2 separate regions of the Homo sapiens genome follow, and region 1 is linked to region 2. The links are chromatin loops, found by intact Hi-C in ENCODE. Cell type or tissue: natural killer cell. All regions are shown on one strand. Links, peaks and the distances in the headings refer to the core of each region. The heading gives the core; the rest is flanking DNA. Region 1 has its middle 200 kb from the start of MPHOSPH6. Region 2 overlaps CDH13 (cadherin 13).

Region 1 (12,852 bases), core at 2,230-10,229, 850 kb after region 2:
TTTTACACCACCAATACAAGTATCCACACAGATGAAGAGACAAATAATGAATTTATATTATCATGAAAAAAGTTTTGACTTAATAGGCCCACTCTGAAAGGGTCTCAGGAACTCCCCACCCCCACCCCCCATGGGTTCTGCAGACCACAGTTCTAGTACTTCTGGAATCAAATCAGTAGTTAAGAATTTTGGCTTTGGTTTCAGGCACAGGGTAGCATGAATCAAAATTCTTCCACAGGCTAACTGAATAACCTTGGATAAGTCGCCTGACCATTTTGAGCCTCAGTTTCCTCTCCCTCTGTAAAATAAGAATAAAGATAGTACCTATCTCATAGGACTGTGATGAGGATCACATAAAATATTCTATATAAAGAGCTATATAGTACCTGATACAGAGTAGAGTACCCAATAAATGATATATACATTTTAATTTAGCAAATTCTTATAATATAGGTGCTAATGTGGGATAAAATGTGTAAAATAAGGGGAGAAAGGCAGACCATTTAACTTTGTCTATTGAATATGTAAGAACATGCTATCTCCCTCATTCTGTTTCAGGATCCTGAAGGAGAGAAATGGGCTAAGCACGTTGCTGAATTTACACCCATTATCAGGTGGAAATGCATCTTATTTATCCTAAAGAGACTATCAGTGTTCATATGTAGCTAATGCTCATTATCAAATAAAAAGTAAGTAGCAACAAAAAGCAGTAATTTAGCTCAAACATGCATTTTCATTTGGATATGAATCTTTTTCAGGTTTTCCATCTTTTGTTACGTTAACCATTCATCTGTTACACCTAACTGACACTAATATTGCCTTCACATGCTGAGGGGAGACTTTAAATTTAAATACGGTACTCAAACTTCCTAGAAGTCTCCTTTGCTATAAAAAAGAATATGCTTTATTCTTTAGAAGTCAGATCAAAGTAAAGAGCAAACCTTCCCTTAAAAAACCAGCAGCAACTTCTTCCAGCAAAGGCAGTCATGTATATCTCTGCACAGCTGCAAAGCAAGCTAACAGTATATCTGGTTCAGTATAAGAAAGGCAGAATTATGAGCCTGCCTGGATGATGGAATATAGAAATGCTGCTTTTCAATGCCTCTACAGGGGTACCTGTTAGCTGCTTCCTCCTAATCCAGACTCCTAACCCTTGCACACTTAACCTGCTGCTTACCCTACTCAAGGCGCTGTGACTCTTTGTGGTCCTGTCTGTGGCTCTGGACCTCCTTCTTGCTGAGTTGACTGCAAGCTGCTTTATTTGCCTCTTCAATCATCCAGCATCCCCCCTAGCAAAGGAAAACCTGTACCCCTCAGATGAGTTGTGAGAGAGTCAGCACCAAGGACAAAAGAAGAAAACTGAAGTTACTTTTGGAAAATGATTCAGCCTTAACCTGACCTAGACAGAGATGTCCCACATGGGACCATCACTAGGAAAGGAACACAACTCCATCGCTCTCATAAACAAAGTTGTAAAAGTGAAATGTTTGGGCAGGGACAAATCCACAACTTTACCTCATTCTACCACTCACAGGCAGGCTTCTCCAACTGGCAAAATATTCCTGGCTTCCCCAGCTCCAGGGTGCTCAGAATTCCCTGGGAAGCTTGCTAAAATGCAGATTCCCTGGCCCTGTGCCTCAGGTGATGCCAATGCAGACCTGCCAGGACCCCCTTAAGATGTCTTTTCTACCAGCCTGGATTTCCCAGCTAAACCAGTTAGAGGATTTCTAACCACCTTGATTTCTTTCCATTGCCACTATTTATGTCTTCTTTCATTTAAAAAACACTTATCAATCATATATGGCAAACATATATATAATACAATATATGACATATAATAAACTACTTTCATCAAGCTTAAATTCTAATTAAATGAATCACACAAATAAACAACCTATGTGATATATTCAAATGCTCAGAGCAGCTTTGTTCATAATACCTAAATAATGGAAACAATCCAAATGTCCGTCAACAGAAGACAGAGAGATAAACTGTGGTCTATCCACACAATGGAATAGTATTCCACCATAAAAAGAAACCAAGTGTTGATACATGGCACAACATGAATAAACCTTGAAAAAATTATGCTGAGTGAAAAAAGCCAGTCACAAAAAGACCACATATGTTATGATTCCATTTATAAATAATGCACAGAAGAGGAAAATCTATAGATACAGACAGTTAACCAGCAATTGCCAGGGCTAGGGAGTTGGGACAGATACGAAGTGATTGCAAGTAGGCATGAGAAATCTCTTTGGGTGCTATAAGTAGATTGTGGTGACATCTTTAGACTTGTGTGTCACCAGCAAATACAGGTTATGCTCCATATCTCTTTGTGTTGGGCCTCAGGAGTAGACAAGGCCATGGCACAGGGCTCAAAACGGCCATAGGAAAAAGCTGGAGTTAAGGATGGTGTGAGAAGGAGGTGGGTGGGCGCAGAAGGCCACATGCTGACACCTCCATCAACCCACATTTCACGGAGGAAAGAACAGGGAACTATCAGAAACGAGACAGAACAACCAAATGGCCATAACGTCAAGTCCCTAAATCATCCAAAGTGTGTCCTCGTCTGGGGCAGTATAATGACACAAGAATTAAGAGTCAGAGGTAGCTAACATTTAACAAACCCATCCTATGTGTTAAGCCCTGTCTTAAGCTTTCTGTGTGCATGAACTCATGTAATCATCACAGCCACTCTGTGACATAGGTATGAATGAAAGAGGTTTCTGTAATATACAAGTCAGGGTCCTGGCAGAACAAAGATGGCCCATTCAAATGAGGCCAGTGATGAAAGCTTAATAAAGGGAGTTTACAAAGGTATACGCAGTGCCCCAGGAACTAACAGGTGCTGGTGCAGTACTCCACAGCTAGTGACAGCAGGAAGTCATCACTCCTTTGGGTTTGAAAGAGCTTGCAAGTAGACGGATGGGGACCGGCACCTGAATGGAGAACCATCCAAAGAAAAGGGATGCAACCAACTCACAGTGACCCGGAAGAAAGGAAATGGGAAACAAATACCTCGACCTAACTCTCTTCCCTTTCTTCAGTTTTCTTCTGACAACTTCCATTGACAAACCCATTTGGACACCACAGGATAAGGAAGCCCATTGCTACAGCCTATAAGTCAGCCTCCTATACACAAAGATGGATGGACAAGGATAGAGAATGAATCTGGAGGAATAAATGGAAAACATCCCATGTCATATCAGCATCATTCACTCTTGACAAATAGGGAAACCAAGGTCTGAAAGAGTTAAGGGATGTGCCCACGGGCATACTTCTAGAAGGTCAGAGCTGGGCTAGGAATCCAGACATTCTAGTGGGTCTTAACCAACCCCTAGGCTTCAAGTGTTTCCCTGAACCCCAATCAGTGTGGAAAATGATCAGGACTCTCCAGGTTCCCAAGATTAGAGGAAACAACTGGGTCCCAGCACAAAGTGATCATCCAGAACCAAGACCAGGTCACATGACCGTATACTCCCCACACCTTCCAACTCCTGGATTTTTCAGTTATGTTGTACTCAGGCCTCATTTCCCATAGGACAAATGCAACCCAGGTCTGGGTATCAACTCTGTCCAGGTCACTGAATGTGGCTCAAACACAAATCATCAGGCATGAGGTTTTTGGTGGAAAATATTTTAGACTATTCTATGTGAGTGCTGTTTCTCTGCCACCTGCAGGCCTGCTGTGCCTGGGAACAGTTGGGGAAGCAAAACTCATGCCATCCCTGCTTGTCCTTCAGCCTTAGAGAAAGCACTGCTTGGGGAGATGCTTCAATTTGTATGCTAAAAATCTCTCCAACCCTTAAAGGAAAAGCAAAGTGCCTCTCCCTGCTCCGATTTGCCGCAACTTGCAGGACTGGTACTTGAAAAAATGGGCTATGGGGTCTGTGAGTCCCCAAATGGACTTGGTTGTGAGGGATCTCCTTCATGTGACTTCTCACGTCATACCCACTGGGTCTGTGGGGTCCCAGAGCTGTCCTAAGATGACCTGGTCCTGGAGACAGATGCCACCCAGGAGTCCCAGCTGGTGAGCTCCACCCCTTCCAGCCCAGGTGGCCCCTCAGGAGAAGAAGGTGAGGTGGGCATTGGGCAGTTTGGGGCATTGACTGAGATGACAGCTGAGCGATGGGGTTAATATGAAGGGACAAGCCTGTCTGCCACCCTGTTTGTTATCAAACAGTTCCTGCAGAGCACTGCAGTCACAGTGAGCACATCAATCCCAACACAGGCAGCCTTTCGAAGGTAGATGCCAGGCCTTCAATTGGCCAATGTACTATTGGTCAGCCCACCTATTTCATCCTTGACTTCTAGCTTTATTGTTCTGTGATAGGGAGGAAGGGGTTGCACTCCCTGTGTCCATTTCATCTGCCTTTGCTATTATGCACTGTGACAGTCTCTGCTCACAGCAGGTTGCAGAACTGAGCCAGTTTTATGATTGCTCTCTACCTTTTTCCCCAGTCTGTGGATCTTTCCATCCCAAATAAATCAATGTTACTATTTCTCCTTTCTCCCCCCATTCTTGGCAGGCTACTGCTCAGGCCATTTCTTTCAGATAATGAGCCAGGCAAACTTTCCTGCAGGGCCAGTGTGGGGCCCAGGCTGGGATGGAAACAAGGCTGCATGGTTCAAACCAGAGAGTTTCTGAGATGCTGCACAAACTGCCCTCTGTCTGGGCCAGTCATGGCCATTTCCCTTCCACGTGATGGAGGAGGAGGAGCATGGGACAGGGCAGGTAAGGGTGGAGAGAGCAGGTGCAAAACCATGCTTCATCCTAAGTCACCCTAAGTGGACTCAAGTCGGCTCATGGAGTGCACTGTCTTTATGTCAGGAGAGCTTCCAATACCATTTCCACTTCAGACATCAAAAGAAGGACTCTGGAAGCCATTTAGCTGAATGGTTTTCAAAGGAGAGACTTGTTTTTTAAAATAAACACTTATGCAGAATCCCAATATATAAAAGAGAGAAAGCACCATACTGGCTGATGTTGGAGAGAAAGCACCATACTGGCTGATGTTGGAGAGAAAGCACCATACTGGCTGGTATTGGAGAGAAGGGCTCAGGACCCTCCCCACTCTCTCTCCCCATCAACCCAAGAGGCCACCCAAGTGTCTTTGTGAAAACCCAGAGTTTTGCCGGTGTGGTTTGGAAACTATGAGCCAACCCTTTCACAGGGCTGAAATCTCCTTCTCAGCATTTCTGGTATGTTCCCAACTCCAGCCATTTGTGGCTGTCCCTCCAACACACATCCATGAATCTGTCCCTGCCTGGTACCGCTGCCCTCCTTGTAGTGCCTGATGCCAAGCCAGCTGGAGGCCTCTCCTCTACCCTCAGACCCTCCACCAGGTGCCTCATCGGAAGGACTGGCCCGCTCTGTGGCTATGCCCTCAGCCTTGTGTTCCCAGGCTCCCTGCCTGGTCTCTTGATGCCCAAGAAAGCCACCTTGACCTGCACATGGACAGGTTTTTTCCCCAGGGTGGGTAATTTCCCTATCTGCCTTCTTGGCATTGTAGCATGATGGTTAAGAGCCATAAGCTTCCAAGTCACACTACCCAGGTTCAAATCCTGACTCTGCCCTTTTCTAGCTACTCACTTTGGTGACCTTTGGCAAGTTATTTAACAGCTCCATGAATCAGTGTCCTCATCTGCAGAATAAGCATAGCAATCCTTCCAACTTTAGAGTTGGGAGATCCTGTATGTGGTCAATGTCCAGGGATGCTACTCTGTCACACTCATACTGCCTCTTGAGTCTATGACCCCAGACCTGGCACTCACAGCCCAGCTGGAGCTGGGACACCAGCCAGTTCCTCCACCCTGCTCCAGCATGCACATTTCAAACCACTCTGCCACCTGCTGGTAGTCTACACATGATCCAGGGGGAGCAAGTCAAGACAAAACTTTAACTCATGTTTATTTTCTTTTTTTTTTTTTTTTTTTTTTTTTTGAGATGGAGTCTCGCTGTCGCCCAGGCTGGAGTGCAGTGGCGCGATCTCGGCTCACTGCACACTCCGCCCCCCGGGGTTCACACCATTCTCCTGCCTCAGCCTCCCGAGTAGCTGGGACTACAGGCGCCCGCCACCTCGCCCGGCTAATTTTTTGTATTTTTAGTAGAGACGGGGTTTCACCGTGTTAGCCAGGACGGTCTTGATCTCCTGACCTTATGATCCGCCCGCCTCGGCCTCCCAAAGTGCTGGGATTACAGGCGTGAGCCACAGCGCCCGGCCAACTCATGTTTATTTTCTAAAAATCCGTTTAACAAATGTTTATTGAGCACCCATGTAATGCCATGAACTGTGCTATATATTAGGGATTCAATAGAGACTAAAGAAGACAAGACTGTTATCCTACAAAGCTAACATTTCAATGACTCTTTTTTTGTGATATTTCCCTAAAGGAACTGGAGGCAAGGGTTGATCCCAAGATCTGACAAAATACTCAAGAAAATGCTCAGCCGCCCAACCGTGTGTTGCACAGGTGCTTAGTGAGAGCCCCAAGGGTAAGAATCAAATAGAATCATCACCATAATTGTGGGCAGTGTTTTCTTTTCCTCTTGGGCAGAGAGCCTTCCATTAGGCACAGAGCAGTGAGGGTTGGGCACAGGACTGAGTTCGGGCTCATGGAGTATGGCCAGAAGTGACATGAGCTGCTTCCAGGCCTGGCCCATAGAAACTTCCTGCATGGCTGCTCCATGCTTTTCCCCCTTTCTGGCAGTCTTGAACAAAGAGTGCCCCCACGGCAACTTGGGAATCACCAAGGTAGGGAAGATAGCAGAACCACAAGACAGAAGGAGCCGGAGCCCTTGAATCACCACTTGGAAGAAAGTTGCTCAACCAGGAAAACTTTCATTGGAGCTTGACATGAGTGAGAAATAAACTTTGATATTTAGAGGTTATGTTTTACCATGGCTTATATGGTGTTAATGTACAGAAGTGGTGAAGGACCATGGAAAGAAACAGGAAGAAAATGAGAAAATGGGATGGACGATGAACAAGACAAGAATTCAGGCATCTTTTGTTGCTCTTATAACTTTTCTGTTCTCTAATGTTAAAACGTAAAGTGGTTTATTTTCCCTCTGAGTTCAGTAATAAAACATGTGCCACAAAAGGGGAGTATATGCCTGTGCCCACTGTCTCTGAAAAAGAAAATGTAACTTTAGTTTGACAGGATTTCTTTCACAGGAGGGGGAAAGAAAGAAAGAAAAGTACAAAGGAAATTCTCAAGCTAGTTGGAGAATCTAAAGACATAGTCTCAAGCACAGAGAGCACACTCAAGGAACTTGGAAGAAATATGAAGTTTCAAAGGCTGACCGCAGTCTCTGTCAAAGTTTCTGCAGTCTGACATCTCAGACTGCAGAGTCTCAGACCCAGCAAGAGGTCAGATGAAACCACCTAAATCACAGATGGGTTAACAGAAGACGAAAGCTATATCTTCTCAGTATGTAATCCAGGTTTAAGGAAGAACCTAAGCTAGCAAAACAGGTGTGATAAAATGAGATGTATCAGAAGGGATTCTCCTCCAAAATAACATTAAAACTGTTCTCAATAGGAGTTCCTTAGACCCTTAACATCAGAGTCACTGGGAATGCTGGTTGAAATGAAGTCTGTTTATTCTTAATAGTTAAAGAATAGAAAATACCTAAATGTCCATCAACAGGTGAATGGATAAACAAAGTTTGGTATATCCATACAAAAGAGTATCATTCAGCAATAAAAAAAGTGACAAACTGATACACACAATATGTGTGAATCTCAAAAACATTTTGGTGAGTCAAAGAAGCCAGACATAAAAGTACATACCGTATGTTTCCGGTCACGTGAAACTCTAGAAAAGACAACTTTAATCTAAAGTGACAGAAAACACATCAGTATTTGCCTGGGCAGGGAGAGTGGTGTGGAGAGCGAATGGGAAGTGGCACAAGAATGTGGGAACGTGTTCCAACTTGACTGTAATGGTGGCAACGTGGCTTTATAAATTTGTCAAAACTCATGAAAAGGTACACTTAAAATAGGTGTGTTTTACTGTATGTGAAGTATACCTCCACAAAGTTGATTAAACATTAAATCTTACAAAATGTAGACCTATTAAAAGCAACAATACTCCAGTAGCAATGAGCACACCTAGCACCCAGATGATGATTTCTAATACCAGGATGATTTCCAATACAAGGATTCTAGAATGGGAGCAGGAAGTATACAAAATGAGCCTGAGCTCATTGTAGTTCCAGAAAGTAAGGAAGTACTGAGAAAAAATAAATAAAATGAGTGACATGGTTTGGCTGTGCCCCTACCCACATTTCATCTTGAATTGTAGTTCCCATAATCCCTACGTGTCATAGTAGGGACCGGGTAGGAGTTAATTGAATCATGGGGGCAGTTACCCTCATGCTGTTCTCATGACAGTGAGTGAGTTCTCATGAGATCTGATGGTTTTTATAACAGGCTTTTCCCCCTTTTGCTTGGCACTTCTCCTTGCTGCTGCCACGTGAAGAAGGATGTGTTTGCTTCCCCTTCCACCATGATTGTAAGTTTCCTGAGGCCTCCCCAGCCAAGCTGAACTGTGAGTCAACTAAACGTCTTTCTTTTATAAATTACCCAGTCTCAGGTATGTCTTTATTAGCAGCATGAGAACAGACTAATACAACAATCCCACAGTAACAGGGTTACGTTAAGGAGATACAGAGTGAACTGAAAGTGCTCCCAATGGCCAAAGCCAAAACATTTTCAGCAACCAAATAGTATTGATATTACCCAAAAGTTAAAAATAAATAAAAAGTTAAAAATTAATTAAAAATAAAATAACATAATAGCCATGTGTCCATATCAATATAAATAAATGATTAAACAAATAAATAAATAGGGGAGAATAGACAAACTTTTGATACAGAAGAATTCCAAATAATTTACATATCTACTCCACCCTTCAGGAAGTAGAGCATAACTCCTATTCTTTCAGTGTGGGCTACAGATAGTGAATTTCTTTCAAATAGTAGAGAAAAGAAGTACAAAAGAATAACTGTGCAGTGAAGAAACAACGAACACTACCTCAGCCAGGTGATCAAAGTCAACATCAACAGTGATATATCATGTTGACAGTATGTGCCCTTGATATCACGTGATGAGAATGGCATTTACTTCTGTGGTTTTCCTAACAAAAGTCCATAACACCAGCCTAATCATGAGAAAAACATCAGACACATTTCCATTGTGAGACATTCTTCAAAATAACTCCTCAAAACTCCTCAAAATGGGGAAGGTCATCAAGATCAAGGCAAGTCTGAGAAACAGTCACAGCCAAGGAGATGTGACAACTACCTGTGATGCAGTGTCCTGGACAGGATCCCGGTACAGCAAAAGGACGCTAGGTAAAAACTAAGGCAATCTGAATAAAGCATGAACTTTAGTTAATAATCATTGATATTGGTTTGTTCATTGTGACAAATGTACCAGGGTACAGTAACAACATAAGTTAGTAACTGGGGAAACCGAAGGTGAGGCCTATGGAAACTGCACTATCTTTGCAATTTTTCTGTAAATCTAAAACTGTTCTAAAATTTAAAGTTTATTTTTAAAAATCAGAGGCCCATTCATTCAGCCTCTCTAGTCCAGGTGCCCAGTAATCTGTATTCAACACAGCCCCGTGAGTGTATCCAAGAAGCCCTAGAGCAGTGGTTCTCAACCTTGACTGCTTATCCCAATCACTTGAACTTAATACCACCGCCAGAACCCTTGTGATTCAACAGGCATGAAGGGAGGTCACAAACAGGTCTTCTTAAATGGTCTCCTGGTGACTCTATCATGCAGGGTTGACAGCCACTGCTTTAGGGACATGTTGGATTTCTTCATTCTTTTTTGCTTCTACATCCAATATTTCCACCCCCAAACCCCCCACCCTCCCACTCCACACCACACTTTCCCTTAAAACACATTTAAGCATATCACTTGCCTGCTTGGGAAAAAAAAAAAAATACCATGGGCCCAGAGAATGCAGGAACCACTCCAGGAGGCATATTACAGTCCTGGGCCACCAGCACCCAGCCACCTCCCAACTCTACCTTGGTCCATTCCCCTGCGGCACCACAGGTACCCAGCCCTGCAAGCCTCTGACTCCATTGCACCTTTACAGCACTACAGCTCATGTGCACGCCTCCTCTTTCCCAGACAGACTCTCCCACTGTTACAGTAGGTAGCTAGTCAGACACGAGCAGGGTAGGAAAGTCCCCTACCACCACCACCCCCACCAGGAATGTCAGGCCACCATTAGGTGATGGGCAAGTGGTTGTTAAATTGTCTCTAAAATAAATATCAGTTGCCGCCAGTGCCAGGGTAAGGCAGTCTCCCAATAGATAGAAAACCCTTGAAACTGGTGATTAGCAGCTTCCAGATAAGATCTCAGCAGTTGAGTGAGTCGGCTCAAGCATGAGCACTAAGAGGCAAAATGACAGAGTTTAAATGGCATATGACCTTCCTCTTGGAACACTCAACTAGTAAGGGGAAAATGCCTCAAGTGAGCATGTGCACAACTTCGGGAAACACACTGTGCACGAGGCCCCTCCCAAGCACTAGCAGGCCACTGTGCATGCAGACAGCCCACCCCAAGGGAAAACTCCGGGGAGAAGGGATGCGACCTCCCAGAAGCATGCCAATGTATAAAACCCAAAGTCAATGTCAAATCATGCACTTGAATCTCTCAAATTGCCCACTTGACCCTCTTCTACATGTACTTCCTTTTGCTCCCGCTTTAAAACTTTTATTTAATTATTTATTTATTTATTTATTTATTTATTTATTTATTTATTTATTTTAGATGAAGTTCTGCTCTTGTTGCCCAGGCTGGAGTGCAGTGGTACAATCTCAGCTCACTGCAACCTCCTCCTCCTGGGTTCAAGCAATTCTCCTGCCTCAGACTCCCGAGAAGCTGGGATTATAGGCACTCGCCACCATGCTCGGCTAAGTTTGTATTTGTAGTAGAGATGAGGTTTCACCATGTTGGCCAGGGTGGTCTCCAACTCGTGACCTCAGGTGATCTGCCTGCCTCAGCCTCCCAAAGTGCTGGGATTACTGGCATGAGCCACCACACCCGCTCTATGCTTTAAAACTTTTTGATAAACTTTTACTCCTGCTCTAAACCTTGCCTCTGTTTCTTTCTTTCTGAAGAGTCTAGAACTGAGGTTGCTGCAGACCCACAGGAATTCGCCGCTGCTAACATACTTGGGGGCTGTGTGACTCAAATACATTCGCTAGAGGTAGCACCGCCTGTTCTGCCTGACAAGCTCTCCCTCAACCTTCAAAACCTAGATCAAATGTCTCCTCCTCTCTGAAGCCTGCCCAGCTGTCCCCCTAGAATACAGTCAGTTTCCTCTTCTGTCTTCCGGCCACACTTTTCTGAACTGTGCCTCATCACCCACCAGAGTGGACTGCAATCTTGCTTTGAATGTCTCTCCCCATCACTGGAAGGTGAACACCTTGAGGATAAGAATATGCCACTGTTTGTCATTCACACCCTGCTGTCCTCCCAGCACCTATCACAGTGCTGAGCAGAGTAGCTCCTCAGTATTCATTCAAATGCGTAACTGAGTAAATGCATTAATGAACAAACTCATTCTAGAGGCCTCAACCTCGTGTGAGGGGAAATAAAATCTGCCAGCTAAGAAAATACCTCTCTGTATCAGATGGCCCGTCTATTTCTGTTCATTTGCTCTGCAAGTGACATTCCGAATGTTTCCTTAATGTGTTTGTTAAGAACTACATATGCCAGCTTGATGAACAGGCTCTGGTATACATAAGCCAGTCAGGATGTCAGCAATGCTGCTGGAGAACATGGAAAACAAGCCGACATCTCAGACTCACGGACCAGCCCAGAAGCAGCAAGCACCTTGCAAGGTAGACAGAAGGCAGAGATGGGGCCAGGACACCAGGCTAAAGCCCCAGGGCATTTCACAGTCCTGCCCTCAGCTCATCCCCATGACCCTCTGTAAATCAGGCAGGGCTATCATCTTAAATCTCTTTTTTTGGTGGAGGAAACTGAGGTTCAGAAAAGTTGGGGTGGAAGCAACTATCAGAAGCAAAGACCAAAGCGGCCACCACAAAGGAGAAATTGACTTGAAGTCCCTTCCTTTTGTAAAATCTTTGTGGGAATCATAAACTCAATTCCATACAGCCCTGTGCTTGATTTTAAGAAGCAGCAAGTAAATACCCCAGGGTCCCTCAGTGAAGGAGCAGGAACTGGAATGTGACCTTCTTATGACAGTGGGAAAGATTCTGTGTGGTATAGAAGAAGAGGTTCTAGGAACACAAACCATTGAGGATCTGATAAGGGTTATGGGCCCTCTAAACAGGAAAAAATCCAGTGCTCGTGGTCTTGCATAAAAAGCCAGAGGCTAAAAGGCCCTGAAATGTGCAGAGATTATTCAGGGGTCCATAGGTCTTGTGTAAGAACCGCTGGACTAGATGCTCTTACAGTCCCTCCAAATCTTGACATTCTCTAGTTTATCTTTTTTTGTAAAGGATAAAAAGGATTTTTAAAAAGATTTTTGCTTAGTAAAGACTGCAAACATAGTAACTACTCACTAAATGAAAGCTACTAATTGCAATGGTGTGATGATAGATGTGCAAGCAGTCTCCTACAATTGCAGGGGAAGGAAATTCAACTCAAATTGACTTAAACAAAATAGAGATTACTGGGAGTATCAAGCTTCAGGCATAGTTAGATCCAGGTGTTTAGATGGGATTCATCCAAAATCTAGATCTTCACGTCTTCATTAATCTTTCTTGGATCTTGGTTCTAGTCTCAGCCAGGCTCTCTCCTTGTTGGGGCAAGATGGCCAGCAGCTGCTCCGAATGTACATCCTGTCCT
Region 2 (12,852 bases), core at 3,255-11,254:
CACCCCAACATTAATAGTAAAAATACATCTTGGGAACCTGTTTAGCCCTCATCTAATTCATCAGTGAAGACAAGATAACCATTTTCATAGGTCTGTGTATGTCAGGGATCTAGGGAATTCTTGGGCACTTAATAGATGCTCAATAAAGTTAGTTTTGCCTCTTCTTCCATATGCTCCTCTCTTCTCCCACCCAGCTCTGACATTCCCAGTTATCTGAGCATCTCCCACTGGACAACAGATCAGTGTGAAGGTCTCCTGCCAAGGACACCTGCCTGCTACCATGGTCTTGGCCATGCTTCCTGTTTTGCCCTGCACCTCCTGCAGAGCCCATCCCAACCGCCCCCCCACCGTCTTCCTCCCCCACTCGCCTAACAGATGGTCTCCCACTCCACTCCCGTCATCCCATATTGGCAAATTTGCAGCCAGTAGATCATATTCACAGTGTGAGGGAATCATTACCACCTGCTAATATTTTTATAGAATTTCATAAACTTGGTCATTCATGAATCATTTACAGTACTTTATTCCAGTGAAGAGTTCACATATCACTCAAATGCTGGCAAAATGCATAATAATGAGTAATATTTCAGGAGGCTTTGCATTAGTATGTCAGCTTCCAATACTGCAAGAGATAAATTATTTTGCCAGGTGCTACTTTGGGTCAGAAGCTGGGGAAGTTTTTCTGGGGGCTGGGGCAGGGAGGAGTGGCAAGATGGCAGTGGGTCACGGAAATGGATGGTTTTTAAAAAGTAATAGATCACCCAGCCAGCCAAACTCCCTTCCCAGCCCCGGTAAGCAGAGTTCCTAGGAAAGGAGCTAAGGAATTTGCAGATTAGATATAAAATCTAGCTGGGGATAAAATAGGAAGAGTGTTTCTTAGTGATTGAAAATGTGGGGCTTTGGAGCTGAAAAGAAATGGATATGGATCCCAAATCCAATACATGCCAGCTGTGAGACCTTGAAAAAGTTGTTTAACAGCTATTTGCTTATCTGTGAAATGGTGTTAACACCTACTTCTTAAGTCTCTTGTGTGAAATGGATTAAATAAGAGAATTATACAAAGTGTTTAGCATAATATCTGCCATGCAGTGTTCAATAAACAGGAGCTTCAATGGTGATGCACTTTCAGGGGCCCAAGGACAAATGTATTCCAGATTATTTCTTATCATACAAATCCCTGAGGTTTAGATCAAAATATTTCTTGTTGGATTTGGAAAACGTTAATACATCAACACGTACTTGCATGTGAGCAGCACTTAACTTTAAACAACAGAAACATTGGCGCTATTATGATGACAACACATTCACCTGCAGGCTCTCTCCTTTTTTTTTTTTCTTTTTCTTTTTTTTTCTTGCTCTGTTTTTCTATTTTTATTTTTATTTATTTATTATTTTTTATTATTATTACACTTTAAGTTCTATGGTACATGTGCACAACGTACAGGTTTGTTACATATGTATACATGAGCCATGTTGGTGTGCTGCACCCGGCTCTCTCCTTTTTAAACTTGCAAGACTAGAAACTAAAATGTGAGGATTTGGAGACCCAGGATTCTCCTCTTTGAAGAACCACATTTGCTCCCAACCGTGTTGACTACCATGAATACCATGGATCTAGCTGTACTACTAAAATAGTAACTTATTCTTAAACAGGCACTTGGAATGAACGGAAATTGCAACATTCCTGTGCCCAAAGTAGACCAACATGAGAGTAACCCAGTTCTCATCATCTAAAAATAAAGAACCGCAGAATGATCGGGGCTCTTCCTCAAACTTGCTTCTTCAAGGAAGAAGCTTCAGCAACTGTAAGAAGCTTCAGTGCGGGTATGATGAAAACAGGACAATGACCGAACTGAAGTGCATGAAGCACGGAGGGAAACGGCATCAGAAAGTAGGCCCTCATGAGCCCATTGAAGAGTGCGCTGCCAAGGGCTGGGCCCCAGTCTGCCAGTCGTAAGTAACCCAAGTACTTGTGTAAGAAACTGCATTCCCACTAAATACCAGTACCCTTTCCAATGAGGGTATATGACCCTGTGCTGGTGTTATCAACAAGCCATGTTACAAACCAGGCACAACTTCCTGCCATGTCACCTACACACAGAAGAGAGGAATTCAAGCCAGTTTATTCCGAAACAAAGAACTAGAATAAAAGATACATGAAAGCAAGGAACCCAGTGTGTCTTGTTGCTACTGTATCCTCCGAACACCTTGAAGCGTGTCCCTTACCCTATAAGCACTCAATTAAATGTATGTAAAATGAATGAATTGCTCAATCAATCCATATGCTATGACATAGACTATAAAAGTATAGTAAAAACTCAAGACTACTCAAGGAAAGTTTGTGCTGGACATGAGAGATTGGGCTATAACTTGGAATCCTTTGGGTTTTCACTTACCTTCCTTCACCTTTAATATCATTGATTATTGTCACCCATGTAGGAAGATTATATGATGCTTACTATGTTTCCAGCATTTTCTAAATGCTTCATATGTATTAACTCATTTAATCCTTATGAAATCCTATGACATCATTATTATTTTTCCCATTTTCCAGGATAAGAAGTTGAGGCAGACAATTTGTCAAGTTTCCACACCTAGTACATGATAGCCATGATTTGAATGCAGCCAATCTGGCTGTGTGCAGAATCCATGCTTTTAACTACCGTAATATTATATGGCCTCAGTTTTTAAAAAGTATGGGAAGCTCCAAGCTGCAACCGAAGCTCTGTTTTATTAGCTGTTTAGCAATTACTAGTTAGCAAAAACTAGTAATTTCATTTTTTATAATCCTCAGAAGCGTTAGCTGTAATCATACTTTATGGACAAGAATCCCAAGATCAGGGAGGGTAAGAGTGTTGCTCAAGGTCCCACAGCTCAGTACGCAGCAGCACTGAGACCTGAATGGAGGATCTCAGATGCTGTATTAGTCCGTTCTCATGCTGCTAATGAAGACATACCCGGGACTGGGTAATTTACAAAGGACAGAGATTTAATGAACTCACAGTTCCACATGGCTGGGGAGGCCTCACAATCATGGCAGAAGATGGAGGAAGAACAAGGGGACTTCTTACACGGTGGGCAAGAAAGCATGTGCAGGGGAACTCCCATTCATAAAACCATCAGATCTCATGAGACTTATTCACTATCACGAGAACAGCACGAGAAAGACTCACCCCCATGACTCAATTACCTCCCACTGGGTCCCTCCCATGACACGTGTGAATTCTCAGAGCTACAATTCAAGATGAGATTGGGGAGACAGCCAAACCATATCAGATCCCACAGCTCTTGATCACTCTGTTAAGAAATTATGAAATTTATTGTATCTTTCCTTAGTTTTTTGTGCCAGAACTTTCTTGGAGACTCCCATGATGGGCACAGAAAGACAAGAGGGCATCTATCCATAGTCTGCTGCTGGTTGTTCCTACAGGAGCTGGACCCCAATAGCTGCCAGGTCACCTCTGGTTACTGTCAAGGCCAGCTGGAACTGGGTATTTCTGAGGTCACCAACATTCAATTTATACAACTACCTGATTCCCCCTTGAGTATAAGTTGGGACTCATGGCTCACGTTTCAGTTCTCATTGACAGGTGACTCCCCCAGCAAATGCTCAGAAAAGGCTTTGGCAAGGCTTCCGAGATGGACATCTGGAAAGCACCCGCATCCTCCCAGGGCCTGAGACCCTTGAGCGCATTGCCCAGTAAGGGTTCTGCTGGAGGGTGGGGACTTTACTACCTACCATCATGCTACTGCTCTATGTCTGTCCAGCACTTTATGCCTCCAACGCCCTTATAGTATCTTCTCACTTCAAACTCACAATAATGCATTTAAGTAGGTAAGAAAACCAAATCAATCAATCAATCAATCACTTCCAAATACAACCATTAACCCACTGATTTTTCTTTATCATTTTTGTTAAACATATACACCTCATGATATGTGCAAATACTCCATTGGTAATGAGGATACCATATGTGTCTGTATGTTGTTTTCATTCAATATCTTGAATCTCTCCCATATAACACAACTTCTTCAGAAGCATTTTAAATGGCTAGAGAAAACTGCCTTGCAAAATCTGCCATAATTTAACTACTCCTTTATGGCTGAATATTTAGCAACTGTTTTCACCCTAAGGACCATGTCTTGCTAATTATATCAGGTCTTGGGGTTTATACCTCTTCCAGCTCTAGATCATCAAGCTGGTCTCTGGAAAGCCAAAGTTGCCCTAAGGGTTCTGACCTCCTCTGAGATGCCCCCAGGGTCTCCCTTCTTGGTCTCTGGTACCCAAAGTCTGATGCAGGCCTGGAGGGCTCTACTGATGAGATAAAGACCCCCCACTGTTGCCCTGTCAGGGTTCAATTCCATCCACTTCAGCTCCCACAGAAACACCCTAAAGCCATGCAGTCCCGGGTTTGATGAGGCACAGAAATAATGAGCTCAGTGGGAAGAAAACAATCTTTGAAAGCCACATTTCTGCGCACAGGGTGGGCATGGGAGAGGGGTACTCACTTGATAAACAGCGATTACTTCTCTGTCCAAGGTCCGTGTCACGGAGACGCTCCCTGTGTTCTCATTGATTCTGAAAATTCCTTTAGGCTCTTGATCCACTCCCTTTCCAGTGAGCCGGAACTTGGACCTTTCTGGCCTGTCACTATCGACTACCTAGTCAGAAAAACAGAGAGACATTTAAAACTGCCTGGAAAACACAGAGAAAGCACATTGCAAACATACTCCCATGAGCAATTCACTAATCACAGGTGCCAGCACATGGGTACCTGGTGAACACAGATTTGACTAAAGTAACAGCACCAGAAATAGCATCACTGCCTAACGCCTTTCATCCTAATATCCACGTCTTTGCAGCTGGCAGCTGAGGAAGCTTACCAGCACTCGGGTGACATACAGTGATGGATCAAGGAGGGCAATAATGCCAGTTCAGTCAAAGTTGGACATTTTATTATTTTTAACTCCACGAAATATATTTTTTTCAAAAAAATATTTATCTGCAAACAAAACAAAAAAGGTAATGGAAGCCATTTGCTGCGCATGCATTGATCAAGATTCCAGGTATTTACATATATCCACTAATCCAGTGTCACCTGCCCTGTCACTTCTACTAGGTACTAGGCATGGTGCAGAGGAAGCACTTTGTCTCATCAGAAAAGGTTTATACATATACATATATACACATATATACACATACACACATCTATTTAGGGGGCTTATATATATAATATGTATATAACCCCTAAATATTATATATATCAAACCCCTATATATTAAATATATATGCATCAATATTATATATAGATACCTCAATTTAGGGGTTTTATATATGTGAAACCCCTAAATATGATATATAATATATATATTAAACCCCTATGTATTATATATATTAAACCCCTATGTATTATATATTAATATATATATTAAACCCTACATATTATATATATTAAACCCCATTATATATATTAAATATTACATATATTAAATCCCTATGTATTAAATATATATAATAAATAAAATATATATGTTATATATAAACCTCAAATTAGGGTTGTGTATATATATATATATATATATATATATATATATATATATATATATATTTCAATGCTGGAGGCAGAGGACATTATTATTTCCACTTAATGGATGAAACCACTGAGATAGAATGAGTCAGCAAGCTGGCCATGGCCAAAGCTATGAAAGAGATAAAAATGGGTTCAGAACCACATCTTCCATTCTCTAGAGACACTGCAATACAACATACAACACTGTCGTTTCTGAATTTACTTTATGGAATTTTCCTACAAATTGTCGACCTTGATTTGACATTTGAAGAATAAATTTGGAAGGGAAAGGTGGAGGAGAGTAGTTCCAGGCAGAGGGAACAGCACAGACAAAGGCAGCAGGCAGACAAGGAAGAGTCTGGAAAGTTTTGCAAATCGTGAGTTACTGGCATATGCTTAAGCATGTAGAGGGTTAGGCTGAGAAGCAGTTGGGGTCAAAGTATGGGGGGTGGTCTTTTTATGTAGATGTGCAACTAAAGAGAACTATTATTGGCATAAGTGGAATCTAGAGTTTACCCTCAAGTATTCATCTATATTTATGTCACTTTATCATCAGAACCTTCAAACGTTAATTTGATTATAACAAAACAATTGAAAGGTCATGAACACAATAATCATTCAGGACACACAGATAAAAGAAAGCTGATACAGATCTAGCTGTCACCAAATTACAAACGAACAGGCACCTGTTGACACATACTCAACAGCGCCTGGAGGGTTTAGGTGGCTAAGACAGGAAACCTGCCCTCTCCTAATCAAAATGGGTCCTGCCCGCCCCCTGCTCCACCACCCCACCACCCCCGCCACTTTAGCTGCCGCCAAGCCTGCAATTCCGATGTCTGACACCAGGTGGCAATGGTGCCTAAGGCAGCATGAACTTTACGCCAGGGTTCATCTGGCAGGATCACTCAAGGCATTACAGGTTTTTTTTTTTTCCGATTAAAAAATGTTGTTTATTAAAATACACTGAGTGTTGACTAAACACCAATTACATATGTTTGTATTTTTAAGAGTAACTGAAAATTGGATACAAAAGAAAATTAAAAATAAACTATGTGGGCCGGGCGTGGTGGCTCATGCCTGTAATCCCAGCACTTTGAGAGGCCAAGGTGGGCGGATCACTTGAGGTCAGGAATTCAAGACCAGCCTGGCCAACATGGTGAAACTCCGTCTCTACAAAAACTACAGAAAATTTAGCTGGGCGTGATGGCGCACACCTGTAATCCCTGTTACTCTGGAGGCTGAGGCAGCAGAATCGCTTGAATCTGGGAGGCATAGGTTGCAGTGAGCTGGGATTGCTCCACTGCACTCTAGCCTGAGTGACAGAGTAAGACTCCATCTCAAAAAAAAAAAAAAAAAAAAAGAGGTGTTTGATACTCTCTGATGAAAATAATTTTCAGTCATTGCTTGACTTGATTAATCCAACTGATACTTTTCCACTGACCCCTCTACTTGCTGCCTGGAAGCCCCATGAGGTCAAGAGCCACAGCTTACTGGGCTCACCATTGGATCCCTGTGGCTGGCAAGTAGCGAGAATGAACTCCACGGATTAGACAGCTATATGTTGCAATCCTAGCTTTCCCAGTGATCCACTGTGTGAGTATGAACACGGTCCATCGCCTCATCTTTAAAGTGCAGATGACACCACTTACTTCCCAGCATTGCCGAGGGTTTAATGAGATGGCATCTATAAAGTACATGTCCTGCCACACAGAAGGAGCTCAGTTAATCAAAGCTAATAATTCCAATATTAATCATCACAATAAAATTACACTGTTGTTAATGGGTAAGAATGGTATCTCTATCCTTTTCTGAGGGAATAGGTGGTTTCCTCTTTTTTTTTTTTTTTTTTTTTTTGAGACAGAGTCTCACTCTGTCACCCAGGCTGGAATGCAGTGGTGCAATTTCGGCTCACTGCAACCTCCGCCTCCCAGGTTCAAGTGATTCTCCCACCTCAGCCCCCTAAGTAGGTGGAACTACAGGCACACGCCACCATGCCTGGCTAATTTTTATATTTTTAGTAGAGATGGGTTTTCCCCATGTTGGCCACGCTAATCTCGAACTCCTTACCTGATGTGATCCACCCGCCTCAGCCTCCCAAAGTGCTGGGATTACAGGTGTGAGCCACCACGTCCGGCCTAGGTTTCCTTTTTAATAACAAAATTCACAGGCCTCCCAGAAGAGAAGTGCTCTGGAAACAGCTCCCTGCGTGGGAAGGGGTCACCAAGCACACTCACCTCTTCTCTGTCACTGTGGTCATTATTGCTTCACCCCTCTCTGCCAGCAGCAGTATTTACTGTGAAGAGCGAAAGAACAAAGCTTCCACGGTGTGGAAGGGGATCCGAGCAGGTTGTCGCTGCTGCCTTGGGGGTGGCCAGCTTTTATTCCCTTATTTGTCCCCACCCATGTCCTGCTGATTGGTCTATTTTACAGAGTGCTGATTGGCCCACTTTACAGAGTGCTGATTGGTCCATTTTACAAACCTCTAGCGAGCCACAGAGTGCAGATTGGTGCGTTTTTACAGAGCACTGATTGGTGCATTTTACAAACCTCTAGGTAGCTACAGAGCACTGATTGGTGCATTTTACAATCCTAGCTACAGAGTGCTGATTGGTGCATTTTACCATCCTCTTCTAAGAAAAGTTCTGCAAGTCCCCACTCCACCCAGGAAGTCCAGCTGGCTTCACCTCTCATTACCACCTTTGCCCAAATATGGATTAAAACTCCTTCCTCTTGTTCTCCTAAGCACACCTGAGATGAGCAGGTCCTTTTTGAAGATTCTATTAACATACAATGCATTCTGACGAGCAACGAACATGGGAATTCTACAAGAGCTATGAAGCAATCATGCTTCCCAAGAATGGGCTTCTCTGACCCATCTATCTGCCAGACACAGGCCCCGCTGGTGAAGACCTGCCAGGAAAAGCCTTCCGGGCTGTTAGTTATCTTTTCTTGACCCTTCTCTGCTCAGAAAAAGTTGGGAACACAGCACCCAGACCTTCTAGAAGAAACAAGGAGGGGGTGGGGGAATGGGCCTCTTGGGACAAACATCACCACCCTCCCGTTTCTCTGCCTGCCACTCGGCACAGAAAGCTGAATTCTAGACCCAGAAATTATCCCAGGGTGACTTTCCCTTCTGCTGCCAAGGGTGGGTCTCAGTCATTTTCTTGCCCTCTCTCAGAGAGCTTGAGCCACTTGGTGGTACAGACACAAAGGTCTTAGAGGCAGGACCTAGCTGAGTTGGCTCCTGCTGCTGAATTGAAATTACTTATTCCCCAGGAAAGAAGCCAGTCCCCATTGTGAGGGCCCCAGCTTAGCACTGCACACGTCTGTCTCTCTTCTGTCTCTCTTCAACTTTTTATGTTCTTAAGGATGTGGCTGCTGAACCTGCCTCCTGCTCCTCAGAGCTATGTTCACTTTGAAGAAACACCCACAGCCAAGAATGGTGTTCCCAGAGTGAGAGGCCCTATGGGACCACCAGCACAGGGAAATGGTGGGTGTCACTTCCAGTAGGGGCCTTGCTTTCTCTAGACTAATTGGTCTCAAGATATGATTCACTGGAACAGTATCAGCATCACTGGGAACTCATTAAAAACGCAAATTCCCAGGCTTCCCCCAAGCCTCTTGTATCAGAAATCAGGGTAGGGGGAGAATTGCTGGCAATCTGAGCTTTAACAATCCCCCCTCCCCAGGTGATTCTCACGCATACCCAAGTTTGAAGACCACTGCTTTGGGCAGCTTTCAGCACCATCCCTGTTGAGTATCACTGATGCTGGTTTCCACCGCTACTGTTTGGAGCCCTCTGCTAAAAATAGGCTGGGTCTGTTTGCCACCTTCTTTCTAGACCTATTTTAAACATATAACACTAACAGGAAGTCTTTTAAAAACCTGTTTCTAAGACCTCAGAAAGCAGAGTTGGTTTTTCTTAAAGTCACTAGATGCAACATCTCTACGTGTGTTAAAGGCACCCCATGGCTTGGAGGAAGCTTGGCGAGGAAAGCATGAAAGTGGAGTGGGGAAAGTCCCTCTTCAGGGGAAAGCTCAGTGTCTTGGCTTAGTTTAGATCCAGGAGGAAGCTCAAGCCCTTCTGAATTACCCACCACCTCTCTGGCTTCTTGGTGCCTAGCTGGGTTTTCAGAGGGACCCCAGCATATTCCAACTTCACGAACTGGGGGATGGGAGGTATGCAATGACCATAACCCAAGGATACACTCAGCCATGCTTCAAAACCACTCCATGCAAATCAAGTGTGTTTCCAGACCACCTTGATTATGCTGTGCTCAACTCCTGGGAACTCCACAGCTGCAGCAGCTGAGCCTGCAGCCCTTTGTTGTTGTTTAATGTCAAGAAATATAAGAAATCCAGTGCACTCCTCTGGCCAAAGCAAACCCTGCCACGAGTCTCGACTGTTGCAGCAGCTGTTAAGGCCCATTATATACTCCATAGCAGGGCTTCACAGTTAGCGAGAACTTCCTATTATTCTTTGTAATTCCACACTTCTTTTCACAGTGGGATGTTTTTTTTTCTTGTCCTCTGAGTTGGAATGGAAAAAATAGCTAAGGATGAGAAAGAACATGAGCCCCTGGTGTCAACACTCTGGAAGGGCATGTAAATAGCACACAGGAGTCTTGCCTCATACCTGGGTAAAGAGACTTCCTGGCTGGCTGTTTGGGGGGGGGAGGTGGGCGTCGCATAGCTGGGACCAGTGTCTTCTGCATCCGGGCAGGGGCAGGGAGTACTGAGGCCTGGAGCAGGTAGTGACTCCTTGATTTGATTTTAAGGGTGTTCTCACGGTATGCCTTTTACAGATGTGACACAATATGGACAAAGCCAATGTTCCATTCAGTTCCCCTGCAAAGTCCCATGCCTACCTCTATTCTCAGCTGTAATGAATGATACAATGTGGTGTGTGTTTTTAATGTATTTGCATACATATGAACTCATAGACTATATAGCAGCTTTGAGTGGTTTTACATAAATAAGGTCATTATATATGAATTATACAATTATTTCTACTCAATGTGGTTGAGGTTGAGGTTTGTATGTGTATATGTGTGTATTCATTTATAAACTTCGGGTGGTAATTTTAGATTTACAGAACTATTACAAAGATACTACAGAGTTCCCATGTACCCTTCATCCAATTTCCCCTAATGTTGACATCTTACGTAAAAATGGAACATTGGTCATAACTGATAAATTAACACTGATACTTGACTATTAACTAGACTCCAGATTTTATGTATTCAGATTTCATCAGTTTTTCTAGTACCTTTTTTTTTTTTTTTTGAGATGGAATCTTGCTCTGTCACCCAGGCTGGAGTGCACTGGTGTGATCTTGGCTCACTGCAACCTCTGCCTCCTGGTTTCAAGTAATTCTCCTGACTCAGCCTCCCAAGTAGCTGGGACTACAGGTGCGTGCCACCACGCCCAGCTAATTTTTGTATTTTTAGTAGAGACAGGGTTTCACTGTGTTAGCCAGGATGGTCTCAATCTCCTGACCTTGTGATCTGCCTGCCTCGGCCTCCCAAAGTGCTCGGATTAGAAGCATGAGCCACCACGCCCGGCCTCTAGTAACCTTTTTTTTTTTTTAATCCAAAATCCAATCCAGGATCCCCCACTGCCATGTGTGACTGTGGCGTTTCGTTGTATATTTTGGTACTTCCCTGTAGGTTCTCACTTTCTTGAATTGCACTTTAATCGGTTACTCTTTTTTCCTTGTATAGAAAATGAATTTGAAGTATCAGAATGACAGAGTTGCCAAGTTCTGCAAGTCATTGTCCTCCTCCCACACTCTGCCAACCTCTATCCTCTGCTCCTTAACCCAGATCTCAAGTAGCTACTTTGTCTGCTTTGTCCTCAGAGCCTAGAACAGTATGCCGTACGTGGTGGGCTTTTAAATAAACATTGCATAATGAATACGTAAATGAATATTAAGTAGTCTCTTCCCTGGCCTCCATGTTTCTGATTTCTCTTTTATCCCATCTCCTGTCCTAATTGCAACCAGAATGGTCATTCTAAAATGCAAACCCACATCTGACTGGGGCAGTACCCATATGAAAACTTGCAATCGGCCTGGCACAGTGGCTCATGCTCATAATCCCAGCACTTTGGGAGGTTGAGGAAGGTGGATCACCTGAGGTCAGGAGTTCAAGACCAGCTTGGCCAACATGGTGAGACCCCGTCTCTACTGAAAATACAAAAACTAGCTAGGCGTGGTGGCAGGCGCCTATAGTCCCAGTTACTCGGGAGGCTGAGGCAGGAGAATCGCTTGAACCCGGGAGGCAGAGGTTGCAGTGAGCCAAGATCACACCACTGCACTCTAGCCTGGATGACAGAGCGAGACTCTGTCTCAAACAAACAAACAAAAAACACCCCATGAAAACTTGCAATGGCTCCCTCTGCCAGAGGGTAAAATCTCAGAGCTCTTCTTTGATGGGTCTCCACCTGCTTCTCCAGTCCGAAGCCACAACCCAGCATGAGGCACAGCCCTCTGAGCTGTGCCTTTCTTTAGCTGGATGGCCATCCCCCACCTACTCTGCTGGGGATGCCCTCATCTTCCTGGACTTGGTGCCGGCGATTACTTACCCACTGAACCTTCCCCTGACCCTTTCTCCTGCCCACTCCATGCAGACTTAACCTCATCCACCTGAGCTCTAGCCCTCCTCGCCTGCAAGGTCTGTTAAAGCTAGGGGAGCACCTTGCCTCTTGGTGGGTGGTGGTAACTGTCCCTCAGGCTGTTGCTTTCTTATTCTCTTTCACATTCCCAGGGCTTGGAACATAGAAGACACTTGATTAACACTCTGAGTGAAGAAGTACAACTTTATTTGCCTGTTTTTATATGATTATAAAATGCTTCATAAACTCACAAATTAAAAATAAGGTCTGTCATACAAACCTCCTTTTTCTTTTTCTTGGAAAATGCAGCCACTTTACCTGGAGACACATTTTCAGACCTTTATTTCTCTTTTTACAATTCCCCTGCATGGTAAATGCACCTGATAGCAATAACTTATGCATACCCTGAAAATGACTCTGTGTGGAGGATGCACCCGGATGTCTGTTCCAAGCTAGGAAATCTGGGAGTGGCCGACCTGGAGGCTCCTTCCTTGTCTATGAGGAACATCTGAACCCCTGGCCTGTCCCATGGAACATGGACGGCAGATCCAGGCCCTGACTCATAGGTGGAATGAAAGTTGCCAGGTGAAGGATGTTAGGGAAAGGGTGCTAACTGAAAATGCTATATAAACTGCATGCCTTTTACAGGTGGTTGTGGTTCTCC

Evidence for each region. Peaks named below come from ENCODE experiments on the same cell type or tissue, not always from the same donor. Only the 100,000 strongest peaks of a DNase experiment are listed, where the experiment ranks them.
Region 1: it touches region 2 in a loop (3-fold over the local background); 2 of 110 quality-filtered maps call a loop at or near these places.

Annotation. Positions count from the first base shown.
Region 1 is chr16:82,361,139-82,373,990 of GRCh38, reverse strand. No RefSeq gene overlaps it. Among named protein-coding and RNA genes, the nearest start is that of MPHOSPH6, 200 kb to the right of the region's middle. In natural killer cell, for the core only: no CTCF peak of the experiment used is centred there; a DNase peak (open chromatin) is centred at 5,830.
Region 2 is chr16:83,209,155-83,222,006 of GRCh38, reverse strand. CDH13 (cadherin 13) reads right to left here. Exons shown (of 14, transcript NM_001257.5): 5 at 4,510-4,662. Among named protein-coding and RNA genes, the nearest start is that of CDH13-AS1, 180 kb to the left of the region's middle. In natural killer cell, for the core only: CTCF peaks have their summits at 6,220 and 6,420 (motif pointing right); a DNase peak (open chromatin) is centred at 6,416.